Linked DNA regions of Homo sapiens: region 2 is linked to region 1. Evidence: read pairs that join two places in POLR2A ChIA-PET (ENCODE). Cell type or tissue: GM12878. All regions are shown on one strand. Links, peaks and the distances in the headings refer to the core of each region. The heading gives the core; the rest is flanking DNA.

Region 1 (8,681 bases), core at 534-8,533:
AGAATACACAGTGGTGAGAGTAGCTTCCAAAGCTGCAAAGGTGGGGAGGTTAACTTGCAAGGAGCACAAGACAGGCCCCCACTCTGAGCTCTTGTTATCTGGGTTGGGTCTGTGTCTCCCAAGGGCCTACCGGCTCCTCAAGGGCAAGGCCTGGGGCCTGGTCATCTATGTGTTCTCAGAACCCAGCATGACACCATGCATGATGGGTAAACGAGATGCAAACAGAGAAAATGAATGAACTGACAAGAAGGTAAATATCAAGCTCCATGAGGACAGAGACCGGGCCTGTGCACAACAATATCCCTGCACCTAGAAGCACATTTGCCACAGACACAGAGTTGATATTCAACACATTTGTTTGTTTGTTTGTTTGTTTGTTTGTTTTAGAGACAGGGTCTCACTCTGTCACCCAGGCTGGAGTGCAGTGGCACAATCGGGCTCACTGTAGTCTCAACCTCCTGGGCCCAAGTGATCCTCCTACTTCAACCTCCCAAAGTGCTGAGATTACAAGCGTAAGCCACCGTGCCCAGCCCAACACATTTGTTAAATGAATGATTGAGACAGAGAAATAAAGACAAGTTGCTCCATTCTATCCAGGCCATCCCCATCTCCCCAGGGCCCAGCAGAGAGCCAGACTCAGGACGAGTTTCCTGCCTGCACTGGGCCTTACCTTTTTGTAGATGGATGATGTCAGGGAAGTTGGAGAGCAGGCCCTGGTAGAGAGACAGTGTGTCCAGCATCTGGAAGAGGTCATTCTTGGGCTGCTCAGCAAACATCTCCCCGATGGCTTCATAGGTACGGCCCGTGTGAGAAATGGCACTGTTGAGGGCCTCAGAGCAAAAGGGGGGGTCCATCTGGAAGGAATGACTGATGGCCTGGAAGGCACTGCCCAGCTTCTGGAATTCCTTGCGGAAGCCCCCCACATGTTTACGCACCAGCTCTGATGCCACAGTGCTGAGCTGCAGGACGCTGTCGTCCATCTTCTTACTGAAGGCCTTGAAAGTGTCCACGCGATCTTCCACGTCCTGCAAGTCCTGGTGCTCGGTGGGGATCTGGAAGGTGAGCAGGAAGCTGGCACCCACCATCTCATCCTTCTCCGCCCGGCGTTTGCCCATCTTCCACTGCTTGTCATCCAGGCAGCTGAGGAAATGCTGGAAGCCTTCGTACTGGGAGAGCACAGGGTGGCTGGTCATGTGGTCCATCCAGAGGATGAGTCTCCGCTTCCGCTTTTCGATGAAGTCCTCCTCGAAGCGGCCAGTGGCCTGCTTCTCAGGCAGGTGGGGCACCGAGATGACAGTGAACTTGTGTAGCAGGCGGTTATAGAGCCAGTCAAAGTGTTTGTAGCGCCGGTAGACGGGTGAGGCAGCATGGGTGGGTGTGAGCTTGTAGGAGATGTAGCTTTTGATGCCCTTGAATTTGGTCTGTTTTGTGGGGTCCTCCACAGAGCAGGCAAATGGGTGGGGATTGGCCTTCCACTGGGGGCCACGAGGGCCCATTTCAATGGAGTATGTCTCAGCGATCTTGGCCATCATGGGCACATCACCCAGGATGAAGGCCTCCACTCCAGAACGCACAAAGCATGAGAAACGGTTGAGGTTACGGCCCACCACACTGCCTCGCTTGGCAGATGCCAGGCTGTCCTGCCGCTCCAGTGGTGGCTTGGGCCGGAAGGCCATGTGCTGGCTGGGGTAGGCACCAGGGTAGGAGAGGTTGAGGGGAGGGTGCCCGTTGGTGCCCAGCCCACCAGCCCGTGGCTCCTCCACCACTGTGCATCCGTCGTCCCAGTCATCCCAGTCATCATCATCATCCTCCTCAAAGCTACCCTGGTTTGAGAGGAAGCCACTGCCCCCACCACTCCTAGCTGGGCTGGCCACACTGGGGCTGTTGTACAAGCTCACCTGGGCTCCGGGAGAGCCTGCAGGGCTGCTGGAGTAGTCAGCATGGTTGGTGCTGATGCCAGAACGGACGATCTCCACATAAGAGGCAGGAAAGAGCCCTGTCTCCCCACGGCTGTTCTGGCCCTGCAGCCAGCCATCCAGTGAGGTCTCGCTAAAGATGACCAGGTCCTCATCCTGCTGGATGCTGATTTCCTCCTTGTTCTCACTGTGAAAGTCATAGAGGGCTCGGCCTTTCAGTGCCATGGCTGGGCTGGGTGGTATAGAAAGATGGGAAGGAGAGGGTCCTGCCCAGACCGGGGATGCTCACAAGGCAGTCCAAGAATGCACTCGCAGCTGAATGGCGCTTACACAGTTCAATCTCTCAGGTCCTAAGGTGGGGTCTCAGCACCCACAGATGCTGTCCAGTCTCCCCCTCTTCAAAGCAATGTCCATGGCCCAGAAACTGCCCTATCAGGTCTCCGGGCATATGCTTGTGAGCAGGGAGGGCTCATGTCCACAGTCTCCTCCTCCCTTAGCAGCCTCTGGGGGGTTAGAGGGGAATCTCTCCTAACTCCTACTCCCAGAAGAAAAGTCAAGTGACCTGGAGAAATCTGCCCTGCGAGGGGAAAAATTCGACACTTTCCACTGGAACAACGTTCTAAAATAGAAGAGACTCACTCTGAAACCACCATTCCAGAAACCCGGGCAGGGCTCGGCTGTCCCTCTGGCTCCCAGATTCTTTTGGCGGCTCTCGCTTTGGGAGGCTCTCACATTCCTCTGCAGATCTGCCCCTTCCTCCTTCCTCCTCTTGCTCCTGGGCCACTGGGTTTTCAAAAATCCGGAAAATCCAAGAGGGGCAAGGAGAAAAGCAGCAGCCGCCTGAATCGAGTCCAAGGGTGGATGTGTCCGGCTTCACAACGAGCCAGGCCGGGAAAACAAGGACTGAGGCTTACACAACAGGCCGCCAACTCTTCGACCCCGGCTGCGCAGCCGGAGCCCCCGCCGGCTCGGGCGCCCTCTCCCCGCCCCAGAAGTGGCCAGCCCCAACCCCGGAGGAAGGAGGGGGCGCGACGAGGCTGTCGGGCGACTTCTAGCCACTCGCTGAGTGGTCTCTTTTGTTTGCCTAATTCCTCAGCAGTTTCTGAGCCTGACGCTGACCCTGCTCTGAATCCCAGGAACCCCGTCCAAAGGTAACCCCAGCAGAAACCGGTTCCTCACCCGGGACTTACGACCCCCGATCACCACCCTCGCGTGCACGCACACACTCAACAGTTTGGAGTTTGGAGAGTGAGCTCCGGCGAGCAGATGGCGCGGCCAGCCGTCTGTCCGTCCGTCCTCCTCTCCGCCCTGCGGGGCCCGGCCAGTGGGGGGCGGGCTGCGCCCCCAGCCTGCCTTCCCCGGCGCTCGCAGACCCTCCGCTCCGCCAGCGAGAAGGCAGCTCCAAAACAAAAAGGCGATTCCGGGAGGTGGCGTCCTGAGGAAGGAGGGGATCGCCAAAGGGGAGGTGAGGGGTGGGGAGAGGGAGGAGGGAGGGGGAAGCAGGCTGGAGAATCGGGCAAACTCCGCTGCACTTCCGTGCGTCCCGGCGGGGCAGGGACGGCCAGCTCCGCCCTCCCGCGGGCCCGGGGCGCTGCAGCCGAGCCCCCGCCTACTCCTCCGCGCGGCTTCCCAGCTGGCCAGCGCCCTCGCTCGCTGGCGCTCAGTCCGGGAGGCGAGAGGGAGGAAACGACCCGGGAACGAGGGGGCCCGAGAGCCTCCGGGGCTGGTCCCTGGGACCGCCACCTCCCCTCCTCTCCCTCCGCCTGTCCGCCCTCGCCGGGAGACACCTCACGCCCCCGTGGTTGGAGCGCCCGGCGGGGGAGCTTGCCAGCTGCCGCTGCCTCGCTTCCTGGACTCCGTCATCCTCCTGCCTTTTCCGTGACGCAAATGGAGTAAAACTCCGAAAGTTTGCAAAGCGTGGGGCTGCAAGGAGCACCGCGCCAGAGCCAGGATCGGGAGATCGGGGTGGGGGGAGGGGGGTGCGTGGAAAGCCGCCGCGCCAGCTGGGGTTGGGGAGCAGAGTCGCGGACTCGCCTTCCCACCTTCCCATTCCCCACTCCTGCTCCGCAGGGACGGGTCGTGGCGCAGCTCAGAGATTGTTTTCCGGAGGAACAGAAACGGCCTGCGCGTTCCAGGCGTCTGACCTAAGATACCGAGAGCTGCGGGTGCAGCACCCTAGCCAGACAGGGCGACCCTGCCCTGGGCGACTAGCTTGGAAGGAGGGAAAGACACTACTCTACATCTGCAGCGACAGGGAACAAGTCTAGGTGCCACCCGGTTCCGTGTTGCTTAGTACAGCAGCGGGGACTGGATGTTCTGTGCTAGCCAGCGGCAGCAAGGAGAGAAGTGGTCAGGTAGAGAATCTTCGAGAAGAGGCAAGTGGGATCTGACCCTCGGTCAGCATATCGGGAACACTTTGGGCATTGATTCTGCTAGGCACTGTGCTGGGCACTGGGGAGTAGTACACCACAAGGCAGTCGGGGTTTCTATCCTGGGGGGCTTACAGTCCACCCTCTCTTGTCTTTAATCAATCCATTCTGTCTCAGTCATTCATTCAGCCAAGTCATGCACTCAAGAAACATTAACTGAGTACCTACTCTGCACCAGGCCCCTGAGCTACAAAGACAAATAAGACATTATCCTTATTTTCCAAAAGCTCAGATATGTTGTGACAAGTAGACAAATGCTCCCTGCCCAGTGTGACTAGTTAGTGCCATGAAAAGTGCACATGAGGGTACCTACCCCAGCCTGGGTAGAGCAAGGATCAAGGAAAGCTTCCTGAAGGAGGAAGTGCCTAAGATGAGGCAAAGGCTTCAGGAGGACTCCCTTTCCTGGCTATACCCTGGAGTCTTGTCTACCCTGTCTAGCTAGATCTTCCCTTCATTCTCTCCCTAGTCACTTATTGCAGATTAACTGGTACAAGGTAGTTCTGCTAAAGATGGATACCTTTGGCTGTTTTGAGGGACATGGTTCCCAGACCTCTGGCTCCAAAACCCAGTTTCACTGGTTCAGTGAGTGGATCCGACTCCCTTCGCAGGTCTGGCATTTGACCAGAATAAAGGCCTATGTACAAACCCCAGAAGGCTAGGTATCAATTTGCACAGAGAAATAAAACTGTCAAGCAGAACTGAATTTCTGCATCAATAGATCAAGGCAGTTTGGGCTACCCCTTGGGAAGCCCAGTTACCAGAAAGTTAGCTCAGTGAGTCTGGAACCCCCAAGAGGGGAAAGGGTATGAGGAGTCTCTCAGTCAAGTAACCTTAAAACCTTGCTTCCTGTCATGGGGCAGCCTTCATTCTAAAGACAGTTCGTCCTAGCATCTCTAAGACAGAATATACGTTTTCCCCACGTGCTTTTAGGACCCCCCCCTTCCCTGTGATCTATCTTCTGTCCACATAGCCTTTCTCCAAACTGAGTTTAACAATAGCATCAGGGCTGGGTGCAGTGGCTCACACCTGTAATCCCAGCACTTTGGGAGGCCAAGGCAGGTGGATTACTTGAGCTCAGGAGTTCGAGACCAGCTTGGCCAACATGGCGAAACCCCATCTCTACTAAAAATACAAAAAATTAGCTGGGCGTGATGGCGCATGCCTGTAATCCCAGCTACTCAGGAGGCTGAGGTAGAAGAATTGCTTGAACCCAGGAGGCAGAGGTTGCAGTGAGCCGAGATTGTGCCACTGCACTCTAGCCTGGTGATAGAGCAAGACTCCAATCTCAAAAAAAAAAAAAAAAAGATAGCATCAGCCAGGTGAGGTGGCCAGGAGTGAGAGGCTGCAGTGAGCCAAGATGGTGCCATTGTATATGTCATTATACTCCAGCCTGGGGGACAGATCGAGACGCTGTCTCACAAAAAAAAAAAAAAAGCAAAAAAAAGCATCTACTTCCTTAGTGCTTGCTGAGTGATGGACACTACAGTAAACGCTTTACCTTTATTAGTTTACTTAATACAATTGGGATTTCTGTTCACCCAATAGGGTCCCCCTCCAGCCCAACCTCCCCGAGGCGTCCTCAGCCACCACCCTTGACAGACTTTAGTTGGTTCCCAAACACTCAGTCACACATTTACAGACCAGCCATTTTGGATTTACTCCCACATGTGTTCTAGACGGGTTTTTTTGTAACTCTCAGGAGCCACCCTTATTTCCAGGTTCTTGGGAGGAACTCACTCCTCAGCCTCACTGAGATTTCCAGAACCTGTATCTTCCCATTCCCTCCCCTCCAGGGACCTTCTTCAGTCCTAGGGGAAACAGGCCATGTTAGCAGTCTCAGGAAACTGCACTAACCCTTGTGATCTCCCTATACCCTGCCCATTCCTATGGAAACAGTCCCTTTAGTCAAGTCTCACATTATTCTTTTTTTCTTTTCTGTTTTTTTTTTTTTTTTTTTTGAGACAGGGTCTCACTCTGTTGCCCAGGCTGGAATACAGTGGCACAATCACAGCTCACTGCAGCTTCAACCTCCCTGGGCTCAGGTGATCCTCCCCACCTCAGCCTCCCAAGTAGCTGGAACTACAGGCACCCGCCACCACATCCAGCCAACTTTTGTATTTTTGTATAGGGGGCTTTTCACTATGTTGCCCAGGCTGATCTCAAACTCCTGGGCTCAAGCAATCCTTCTGCCTCGGTCTCTCAAAGTGCTGGGATTACAAGCATGAGCCACCACCCCCAGCCTCTCACGTTATTCTCACTGGGGTGTGTTCTGTCTTTCCTGCTGGGACCCTGATTCATACACAGGAAACAGCATCCATCCCTCATCCAGGCATCCAATTTCCATCCTTTAGGAAAGGAAACAGCAAGGGAGAACTGTGCCCAGTGGTTTTCAGGCTGACTCTGCTGGTGGCAGCCTGCAGGACACACTGGACTATTACTGTAGGAATGCAGACAAAAGATGATGAGGGCCTGACATAGGGCAGGGGTAACAGGCTGGAGAGACAAAAATCTGGGAGAGCTTTTGGAGGTAGAATAGACTGGGAAAGCAACCAATAAGCTGCAGCTATTGAGTGAAGTATCAACCCACATGTTAAAAAAGATTTTTTTTGAGGCCGGGCATGGTGGCTACTGCCTGTAATCCCAGCACTTTGGGAGGCTGAGGTGGGCGGATCACGAGGTCAAGAGGTCGAGACCATCCTGGGCAACATGGTGAAACCCCGTCTCTACTAAAAATACAAAAATTAGCTAGGCATGGTGGCGTGTGCCTGTAGTCCCAGCTACTCAGGAGGCTGAGGCAGGAGAATCGCTTGAACCTGGGAGGCAAAGGTTGCAGTGAGCCGAGATTGCACCCGCCACTGCGCTCCAGCCTAGCGACAGAGCAAGACTCCATCTCAAAATTTTTTTTGACTCCACTTTCCCCACCAGCTATTGCCCCATTCCTCTGCTCACCTTTGCAGCAAAATTCCTTGAAATAGCTGTCTATACTAAGTGCGTCCAATTTTTTTTCTCCTGTTCTCTCTTTAAATCCCTCTGGCCAATCTTTTACTCCCACACTCCACTGAACTATTCTTGTCAAGGTCATCAATAGCCTTGGTGTTGCTGGACCCTAATGGTTATTCTCAGTCCTTCTCTTATTTAGCCTTTTGGTAGCATTTGACCTGGTTGATCACTCCTTCCTCCTGGATACATTTTCTTCATTTGCATTGGAGAGAACATACTCTCCTGGTATTTCTTCCACCTCACTGGTTCATCCTCTTCTCTCCAATAATTCTTTTTTTTTTTTCTTTTTTGAGACAGTCTTGCTCTGTCACCCAGGCTGGAGTACAGTGGTGCGATCTCGGCTCACTGCAACCTCCGCCTCCCAGGTTCAAGCAATTCTCCTGCCTCAGCCTCCCAAGTAGCTGGGATTACAGGCGCCCGCCACCACGCCTGGCTAACTTTTTGTATTTTTAGTAGAGATGGGATTTCACCGTGTTAACCAGGCTGGTCTCGATCTCCTGACCTCATGATCCACCTGCCTCAGCCTCCCAAAGTGCTGGGATTACAGGCATGAGCCACAGCGCCCAGCAAGCCTCCAATAATTCTTAACGTTAGAGTAACCACAGTAGAGTTGTCCTCTTGTCTTTTGTATCCATAGGCACTCCTTTGATGATCTCATCCAGCCGAATGACTTCAAATACCACTCATTCTAGTAATGCCCAATTTTTTAAATCTCCAGCCCTTTTTAAAAAAACTCTTAACTCATATATCTATTTCTCCTTGACATCTCCCCTCAGAAGTCTAATGGATGCCTCCAACCAAAAATGTCCAAAATTGAATTTCTGAGCCGGGCATGGTGGCTTATGCTTGTAATCCCAGCACTTTGGGAGCCTGAGGTAGCAGGATCGCTTGAGCCCAGGAGTTCAACACCAGCCATGACAACATAGTGAGACCCCATCTCTACAAAAAATTTAAAAATTAGTAGCCAGGTGCAGTGGCTCACGTCTATAATCCCAGCACTTTGGGAGGCCGAGGGTGGGCGGATCACCTGAGGTCAGAAGTTCGAGACCAGCCTAGCCAACATGGCAAAACCCCGTCTCTACTAAAAATACAAAAATTAGCTGGGTGTGGTGGCAGGCGCCTGTAATCCCAGCTACTTGAGAGGCTGAGGCAGGGATAATTGCTTGAACCTGAGAGGCGGAGGTTGCAGTGAGCTGACATCGTGCCATTGCACTCCAGCCTGGGCAAGACTCTGTCTCAAATAATAATAATAATAAAATAAAAAATAAAAATTAGCTGGGCATGGTGGCATGTGCCTGTAGTCCTAGCTACTCAAGAGGATTGCTTGAGGCTGGAA
Region 2 (8,681 bases), core at 437-8,436, 110 kb after region 1:
TAGGCTCAAGTGATCCTCCTACCTCAGCCTCCTGAGTACCTGGGACTACAGGTGTGCACCACCACACCTGGCTAATTTTTAATTTTTTTTTTAGAGACGAGGTTTCCCTGTGTTGCCCAGGCTGGTCTCAAACTCCTGGGCTCAAGCGATCCTCCCACCTCAGCTTCCCAAAGTGCTTGGATTACGGGCATGAGTCATCTCGTCCCACCTGGATCATCCTTTTTTTGTTTTAAATAGAGACAGGATCTCACTATGTTATCCATGCTGGTCTCAAGGAATCCTCCCACCTCAGCCTCCCAAAATGCTGGAATTATGTGTCACCTCACCTAGCAGCCGCCTGGATCATTCTTGCAGCAACTGAAAAGTACAAACAGGAAGGCAGCAGAAGTAGTGCTTCCAATCAGACCTGATTCACATTTTTCTTTCTTTCTTTCTTTCTTTCTTTTTTTTTTTTTTTTTTTAGAGACAGAGTCTTGCTCTGTCACCCAGGCTGGTGCGATCTCAGCTCACTGCAACCTCCACCTCCTGGGTTTAAGCGATTCTCCTGCTTCAGCCTCCTGAATGGCTGGGATTACAGGCATGTGCCACCACGTCTGGCTAATTTTTGTATTTTTAGTAGAGACAGAGTTTTGCCATGTTGGCCAGGCTGGTCTCGAACTCTTGAGATCCACCTGCCTTGTCTTCCCAAAGTGCTAGGATTACAGGCGTGAGCCAACATGCCCGGCCACACATTATTTTTAAAAAAGTATTTACAGTGCACTCAAACTTAGTTGACTCTATTCCCTTTTCTTTCATTGTGCCTATTTATTTGCTCTATCTCAATGGACTAAACTTTTGTAAAAGTCAGTTTCACTTTTGTTTTTTATTTCTGATGCTTTCCTTCAAAAAGGCAGAGAAACTGAGGGGTATTTTATGTCTTTAAATTTTTTAATGATACCTTTATAGGTCTTAGCCATAAGGAATTCTATACTTCACACTTCCTAATAAATAAAACGTGACATATAATTTAGAAGTTCACACATTCAGGCCAGACGTGGCGGCTCTTGCCTATAATCGCAGCACTTTGGGAGGTCAGGGGAGTTGCTTGAGGCGGATTACTTGAGGCCAGGAGTTCGAGACCAGCCTGGCCAACATGGTGAAACCCCGTCTCCACTAAAAATACAAAGTTAGCCTGGCGTGGTGGTGCGCGCCTGTAATCCCAGCTACTCAGGAGGCTGAGGCAGAAGAATCACTTGAACCTGGGAGGCCAAGGTTGCAGTGAGCCGAGATCACACCGCTGCACTCCAGCCTGGGTGACAGAGGGAGATTCTATCTCAAAAAACAACAATAAAAAAGTTCACATATTCAAATGGGTGAACATTTCTACCTTCGTGGTCCTCCAATTAAATCTTCTCTACTAGGCTGGGCGCGGTGGCTCATGCCTGTAATCCCAGCACTTTGGGAGGCTGAGGCGGGCGGATCATGAGGTCAGGAGTTCGAGACCAGTCTGGCCAACGTAGTGAAACCCCGTCTCTACTAAAAACACACACAAAAAGTAGGCAGGTACGCCTGTAATCCCAGCTTCTTGGGAGGCTGAGGCAGGAGAATCACTTGAACTTGGGAGGCAGAGGTTGCAGTGAGCCAAGATTGTGCGATTGCACTCCAGCCTGGGTGGCAGTGCGAGACTCCATCTCAAAAAAAAAAAAAAAATCTTCTAAATACCAACTTCCTTCAGAGAGAAGATAGTAAATGTAATTTGTTTACTAAAGATAAATCACTGGCCGGGCACAGTGGCTCACGCCTATAATCCCAGCACTTTGGGAGGCCAAGGCGGGCGGATCATGAGGTCGAGAGATCAAGACCATCCTGGCCAAAATGGTGAAACACCTGAGATTACAGGCGTGAGCCACCACGCCCGGCCAAAAAAAAATTTTTTAAAGGTTGCTTATAGTTATCTTCCAATGCTGTTTCCCAGTTCATTTTCTTTCTTTCTTTCTTTCTTTCTTTTTTATTTTTTTTATAGAGACTGGGTCTTGCTTTGTTGCCTAGGCTGGTCTGGAACTACTGGATTCAAGTGATCCTCCTGCCTCAGCCTCACAAAGTGTTGGGGTTACAGGTGTGAAGCATTACACCCAGCCCCAGTTCATTTTCTCTCCCCAGAGGTGACCATTATTACCAGTTTTTTGTGTATCCTACAAATATTTATGTGCATATCTAAATTCCTATAATACTTTTTGCTTACTAATAGTCATATTACTTGTTTCATATACTGTATACTTAGATATACACTGTGTGGTTTCTGAATTTTATTCTCTTCTTTAACATTCCTTTTTTTTTTTGAGACAGGGTCTGGCTGTGTCACCCAGGCTGGGGGGCCATGCAGTGGTACAGTTTCAGCTCACTGCAGCCTCTGCCTCCCGGGCTTAAGTGATCCTCCCACTTGTGGGACTGTAGGCGTGTGCCATCATGCTGGGCGAATTTTTGTATTTTTTGTAGAGACGGGGTTTTGTCATGTTCCTCAGGCTGGTCACGAACTCCTGAGATCAAGCAGTCTGCCCACTTCGGCCTCCCAGAGTGCTGGGATTATAGATTGGAGCCACCACACCTGGCCTAAAATTCCTGTCTTTTTGCATCAGGTTGTTACGCATCTTTTGGCTTCTGTTAGGTATGACCTTCAGTGCAATGTTACATAGTGGTGGTAATAGCAGGTACCTGCTGGCCTTCTCATCTTTAATAGAAAAAAATTACGGGGCCTATGTGTGATGGATTTTACGCAGTGCATTTTCAGCATCTGTTGAGAAGGTTATATACTTTTTTTTCCTTTCCTGTTAACATAAAAATTGCTTTGATAGATCTCCTGATGTTAAACCAAGTCTTTACATTCCTCGGAGAAGCCTGTAATGTGAGAGCTATCTTTACTGTGAAGCTTTGTGTGTGTGTGTGTTTTGTTTTGTTTTGTTTTGTTTCGAGACAAAGTCTTGCTCTCTCTCCCAGGCTGGAGTACAGTGGCACAATCTTGGCTCACTGCAACCTCTGCCTCCTGGGTTCAAGTGATTCTCCTGCCTCAGCCTCCTGAGTAGCTGGGATTACAGGCAGGCACCACCACACACAGCTAATTTTTGTATTTTTAGAAGAGACAGGGTTTCACTATGTTGGCCAGGCTGGTCTTGAACGCCTGACCTCAGGTGATCCGCCTGCCTTGGCCTCCCAAAGTGCTGGGATTACAGGTGTGAGCCACCACGCCTGGCCTTTTTTTTTTTTTTTTTTTTTTTGAGATGGAGTCTCCCTCTGTTGCCCTGCTGGAGTGCAGTGGCACCATCTCGGCTCACTGCAACCTCCGCCTCCTGAGTTCAAGTGATTCTCCTGCCTCAGCCTCCCGAGTAGCTGGGACTACAGGTGCGCACCACCACGCCCAGCTAAGTTTTTTGCATTTTTAATAGAGGTGGGGGTTTCACCGTGTTGGCCAGGATGGTCTTGATCTCTTAACCTCATGGTCCACCCACCTAAGCCTCCCAAAGTGCTGGGATTACAGGCGTGAGCCACCGAGCCTGGCCTTTTTTTTTTTTTTTTTTTTTTTTTTTTAGGGAAGATATTTGACGATTCCTCTTGTTTTTGTTTAGATCACCATTTATTTGATTTTCAGCAATCACTAGTTTTTTTTTTTTTTTTTTTTTGAGACGGAGTCTCACTGTGTCACCCAGGCTGGAGTGCAATGGCATGATCTCGGCTCACTGCAACCTCAGCCTCCTGGATTCAAGCAATTCTCTTGCCTCAGCCTCCTGAGTAGTTGGGATTACAGGCGCCCACCACCATGCCCAGCTAAGTTTTGTATTTTTAGTAGAGACGGAGTTTTGCCATATTGGTCAGGCTGGTCTCGAATTCCTGACCTCAGGTGATCCGCCTGCCTTGGCCTCCCAAAGTGCTGGGATTACAGGTGTGAGCCACCATGCCTGGCCTGCAATCACTAGTATTTCTAAAAGAAAATTGTAAAAGTTCCTTTGTTCTTCATCTTCTGTCTGCCCTCTAAATGTTAATAATATTGAGACTTCAATAATTAATTCATTCATTCATCATAGATATTTATTAAGTAAGTGCTTTGTGCCAGGCACAGTGCTAGGAACTAGGTGAATAAAATAGATATGATCCCTGTCTTCAGGGAACTTACCTCCCTGTTGCTAGATTTTTTTTCCTTTCAGTCTGACTTCCCCACTGCTTATAGTTATTTTTTTGAGGTGGGAGAGGGGAACCAAACTCATCATCTCATCCCTTTGCTTAAAGATCTCTATTGAATCTTTTATGTTTATAGGATCATGTCTGGAATTTGAAGTACAGCATACAAGGGCCTTCCCAGTCTGGTTCAGCCCCCCTGTTCACACATCTCCCACCATTCTCCCTCATACACATTGGACACACTAGCTATATGATATCCCCAATAAGCCCTGTTCTTTCATGACCCTGATTTGAAACATTTTGTTCTCTGACTAGAATACTTTTCTCTGCCTGACAGATTCCTACTCATCCTTCAAGGCACTCCTAAAAAAATTTTTTTTATATCCATAGAGAGAGTTTGAATCCCATAGCATTCTGTTCATAGAACCTTCCTAGAATTTATTACATTATGTGGTAAAGATGTATTTATACATCTGTCTCCATAGTTAAATGATTGTAAACTGCTTGGAATAGGGTCTTTATGTCTCTATGTTGTGTCTTCTCACTTGATCTTAGCGAAAGGCCAAGAAGCGATCTATGTTGTGTCTTCTCAACAACTACTGTACTGATTAGCACAGAATGGGCCCTCAGCAAATATTTGTTGTGAATGTTTGACTAATCCTTTCTTTTCCCCTTCCCTTAAGTTTTTCTTTAAATGTGTGTGTGCACAGATTATGACTGGCCTTTTACTTTTTGCAAATTTTTGTTATTACATTGTTTTATAATACGATAAAATCAGAAAATATACTTAAAACTTTTCCCAAATGCAGTAAGAGCCTATTTAAGAAAGCATTATCTCTTTTAAAATCACATTTTAAGAAAAGGCAATGTTTTCCTGAGAAGTGGAAAATATTTGAGATAAACCAGTAAATATTAAAGGGACTGGATTTGTTTCCTTTTTTGGTACATTAACAAAGTGCTTATGGAAAAATCGTAGTTTTAGTTTGGAAATTCATCAAACCTCTTGCTGCCTTATAGCAAACCAGTGTGTCTTTGCTCAGAGTCTCACCTAGCAGATTAATATGGGCTGAAGAGATCAATAGATATAAAAAGGCAGTAATCACAATGAAGGAGAGAGGGGGGAAACAGGTCATGAGAGGAAGGTAGTTCATTAATGCATCCATCACTGAAATAATGGAGAAATGGCATATTTGTTGAAATACAGAAGTATCTTCAAATTTGTTAAAAGCCAGACATTGCATCTTATCTTGAATCACTTTCCTTATTTAGGTCTTCATTGCAGGATGACTGACTGCATTTTTTCATGGTGTTTGTTCTGCACAACACCTGTAATCAACACCTGTTTCTTTATTGTATTGAGACCTCTCCATAGTTTGCGCTGTTAAAAGGAGCTTGTGCCTAGGATGGCATTGTTAATCTCTGGAGCTGCCAGAGAAGTCTGAGAGTAGGGACAAAAAGATGGGAACTGAAGTCTAAATACTTCTGGCCTCAGCTTTTTCTTTATAGCCACAGAGCCTTGAATAAGGAATAATTGGTCCTTTAAAAAGTGTTTTCAGTTGAGGCCGGGCGCGGTGGCTCAGGCCTGTAATCCCAGCACTTTGGGAGGCCGAGGCAGGTGGATCACGAGGTCAAGGGATCGAGACCATCCTGGCCAACATAGTGAAACCCCGTCTCTACTAAAAATACAAAAAAATAGCCAGGCATGGTGGCGGCCGCCTGTAGTCCCAGCTACTCAGGAGGCTGAGGCAGGAGAATGGCGTGAACCCAGGAGACGGAGCTTGCAGTGAGCCGAGATCACGCCACTGCACTCCAGCCTGGGCAACAGAGTGAGACTCTGTCTCAAAAAAAAAAAAAATCGTTTTCAGTTGAATGTTTATTTCTTTTGTTTTTCTTTCTTTCTTGTCACCCAGGCTGGAGTACAATGACATGATCTTGGCTTACTGCAGCCTCTGCCTCCTGGGTTCAAGCTATTCTCCCGCATCAGCCTCCTGAGTAGCTGGGATTACAGGCGCAAGCCAGCACACCTGGTTAATTTTTGTTTTCTTAGTAGAGACGAGGTTTCACCCTGTTGGCCAGGCTGGTCTCAAACTTCTGACCTCAGGTGATCCACCTGCCTCGGCCTCCCAAGGTGCTGGGATTATAGGCGTGAACCATTGCACCTGGCCTTTTTTTTTTTTTTTTGAGATAGAGTCTCACTCAGTCACCCAGGCTGGACTGCAGTGGTATGATCTTGGCCCTCTGCAGCCTTGGCATCCTAGGCTCAAGCACTCCTCCCACCTCAGCCCCCCGAGTAGCTGGGACCACAGGCATGTGCCACCATGCATGGCTAATTTTTAAATTTTTTTGTAGAGATGGGGTCTCACCATGTTGCCCAGGCTGGTCTCTAACTCCTGGGCTCAAGCAGTCTTCCCACCTTGGCCTTCCAAAGTGCTGGGATTACAGATGTGAGCCACCACTCCCAGCCTGAACACATATTTCTAGTTTAAATGTATGGTTTTGTATAAAATGGATTAGAGAGATTGCATTGATACAGACTAAAGGGAAGCAACAGAGGTCATATGATTCTAAGAAATTCTATCTTTGTTGAAAGAAGTTTTAGTGTGAAATGACCAGAGTAAAGAAAAAAGAGAATGAACATTCATCCATTCAGAGACTACCAAGTGCTAGGTATGGTAGTGGGTGCTCTTCCATCCGTTTCTCATTCAAGGTGAGGAAATTGTGGCTCAGAGAGGTTAAATGACTTGCCCAAATAACACACAGTAGTGAATAAGAAGATGGATTGGTTCTTTATAATCCCCAAAACCACACTAAACTTTCTCCTTTGTTGCTAGGTAACTGATATTTCAGGAGACAGAAGTTTTTTGTTTATTTCAAGAGCAGGTTTCTTACAGGTCTGGCTCTTCACTCTCCTAGGTTGTCTTGGGATATAGGATTTAAGGTACTACCTGTGGAACTGAGAGTGCCAGCACATTATTCTTGTCCTCTTGAGTGGCTAGTTCCTTGCCCAAAGCTCATCTCAAAATTATAGCTGCTCTTGGGAGTTTGATGTAACATGGAGGCTATGTTGTTGGTTTTATTCTCTCTGATACCATTATTTCAACACTAATGAATTGTGTCCAGGGTGTACCCTGCTTAATTGACAGCTTTCTCAGCTGTTTTATAGCAGGTTCTCTAGTATCTTTATCTTCATGGCCATAGTCAAGAAACTTGTTTTTATTTATTTAAACATGGTTGTGGGAGAAGTAGATAATTATAGTATGCTTTTTGACTATGCAGGAACAAATCTTACCCTTGAGGCCAGGCACGGTGGCTCATGCCTGTAATTCCAGCACTTTGGGAGGCTGAGGCAGGTGGATTTCTTGAGCCCAGGAGTTCGAGATCAGCCTGGGCTACATGGTGAAACCCCATCTCTACTAAAAAATGCAAAAATTAGCCAGGCATGGTGACGTGTGCATGTAGTCTCAGCCACTTGGAAAGGCTGAGGCAGGAGGATCAATTGAGCCCAGGAGGTCGAGGCTGCAGTGAGCCATGATTGCTCCACTCCATCCTCGGTGACAAAGCAACAACCTGTCTCAAAAAAGCAAAACAAAACAAATCTTACCCTTACCTGAAAAACTGGTTAAGGAGGGTTGTAAGTGGTAATGTTAGTTTCTCCATATATCAATTCAGACCTTATCCCAAAGGAAGACCAGAGCTGTTTGAACTCCAGCTCTTCCTTAGCTGCCAGGTGTTAACAACTTGTGTTTCATAAGCATAGATAGATTCAAACCATTGTCCTGGAGTTAAAATATTTTCTAAGCTGTGACTCATCTTTTGGCTCATTCTTTCTTTCACTAGGAAATAAACTGAGTTTTAATTTTGAGAATTTCAATTATCCCTTCTGAAGACTGTGTTGCTGATTAAAGTTGCTGGGACTTGTTTTTCTGGTAACCAGCAGAGCTACAAATTACTTTGTACTCAGTGGTCATGTTAAACCTATGTGTAAGCAGAGGGAGAAATCTGATTAACTGTCTAAAGGAAGGTTGTTGAAGATGAGGCCATTCTTTCTGACTCCTTTTAGAGGTTCATCTCTTCCACCAGAGGGATGGGTGTGCAGGAGGGTGAATCTGAGGCTGAACAGAGCAGGTGCTACGCATGTGTATTTGTATCTGTAAATATCACATCACTGTTTATAGTACACTGGACTCTACATGCAAGGCCTGGTCAGGCCAAACCAGGAGGAATTGTTCCTGTGCTTAAAGCCAAGAATAACATCCTGACCAGCAGGGGGACAGAGGTCAGCTCAAGGCAACAGCTCTTGGGAGCTACAGAACATTAAGGACCTTGGAGGAACTGAGCTTAATAAAAAGGAAGGCAAGATGTACTTTGAAGGAAGTGTGTGAAACCTGCATGCCTTTCTCTTATTAGGACATGGTTTATTTATGAAAAATGAAAAGTTATCTTTTTTTTTTTTTGAGACAGAGTCTCGCACTGTCTCCTGGGCTGGAATGCAGTGGCACGATCTTGGATCACTGCAACCTCTGCCTCCTGGG

What was found. Peaks named below come from ENCODE experiments on the same cell type or tissue, not always from the same donor. Only the 100,000 strongest peaks of a DNase experiment are listed, where the experiment ranks them.
Region 2: POLR2A ChIA-PET joins it to region 1 with 10 read pairs; 8 of 35 experiments call an interaction of 5 or more read pairs at or near these places.

What each region holds. Positions count from the first base shown.
Region 1 is chr15:75,642,563-75,651,243 of GRCh38, reverse strand. SNX33 (sorting nexin 33) reads right to left here and starts at 3,332. Exons shown (of 2, transcript NM_153271.2): 1 at 671-3,332. The coding sequence starts at 2,141. RefSeq lists enhancers at 1-159, 2,857-3,548 and a silencer at 3,174-3,713. In GM12878, for the core only: a CTCF peak has its summit at 3,233 (motif pointing right); no DNase peak of the experiment used is centred there; H3K4me3 peaks cover 1,768 bases; H3K27me3 peaks cover 198 bases.
Region 2 is chr15:75,532,324-75,541,004 of GRCh38, reverse strand. The region is part of intron 1 of PTPN9 (protein tyrosine phosphatase non-receptor type 9); the gene reads left to right. Among named protein-coding and RNA genes, the nearest start is that of PTPN9, 43 kb to the left of the region's middle. In GM12878, for the core only: a CTCF peak has its summit at 8,403 (motif pointing right); no DNase peak of the experiment used is centred there.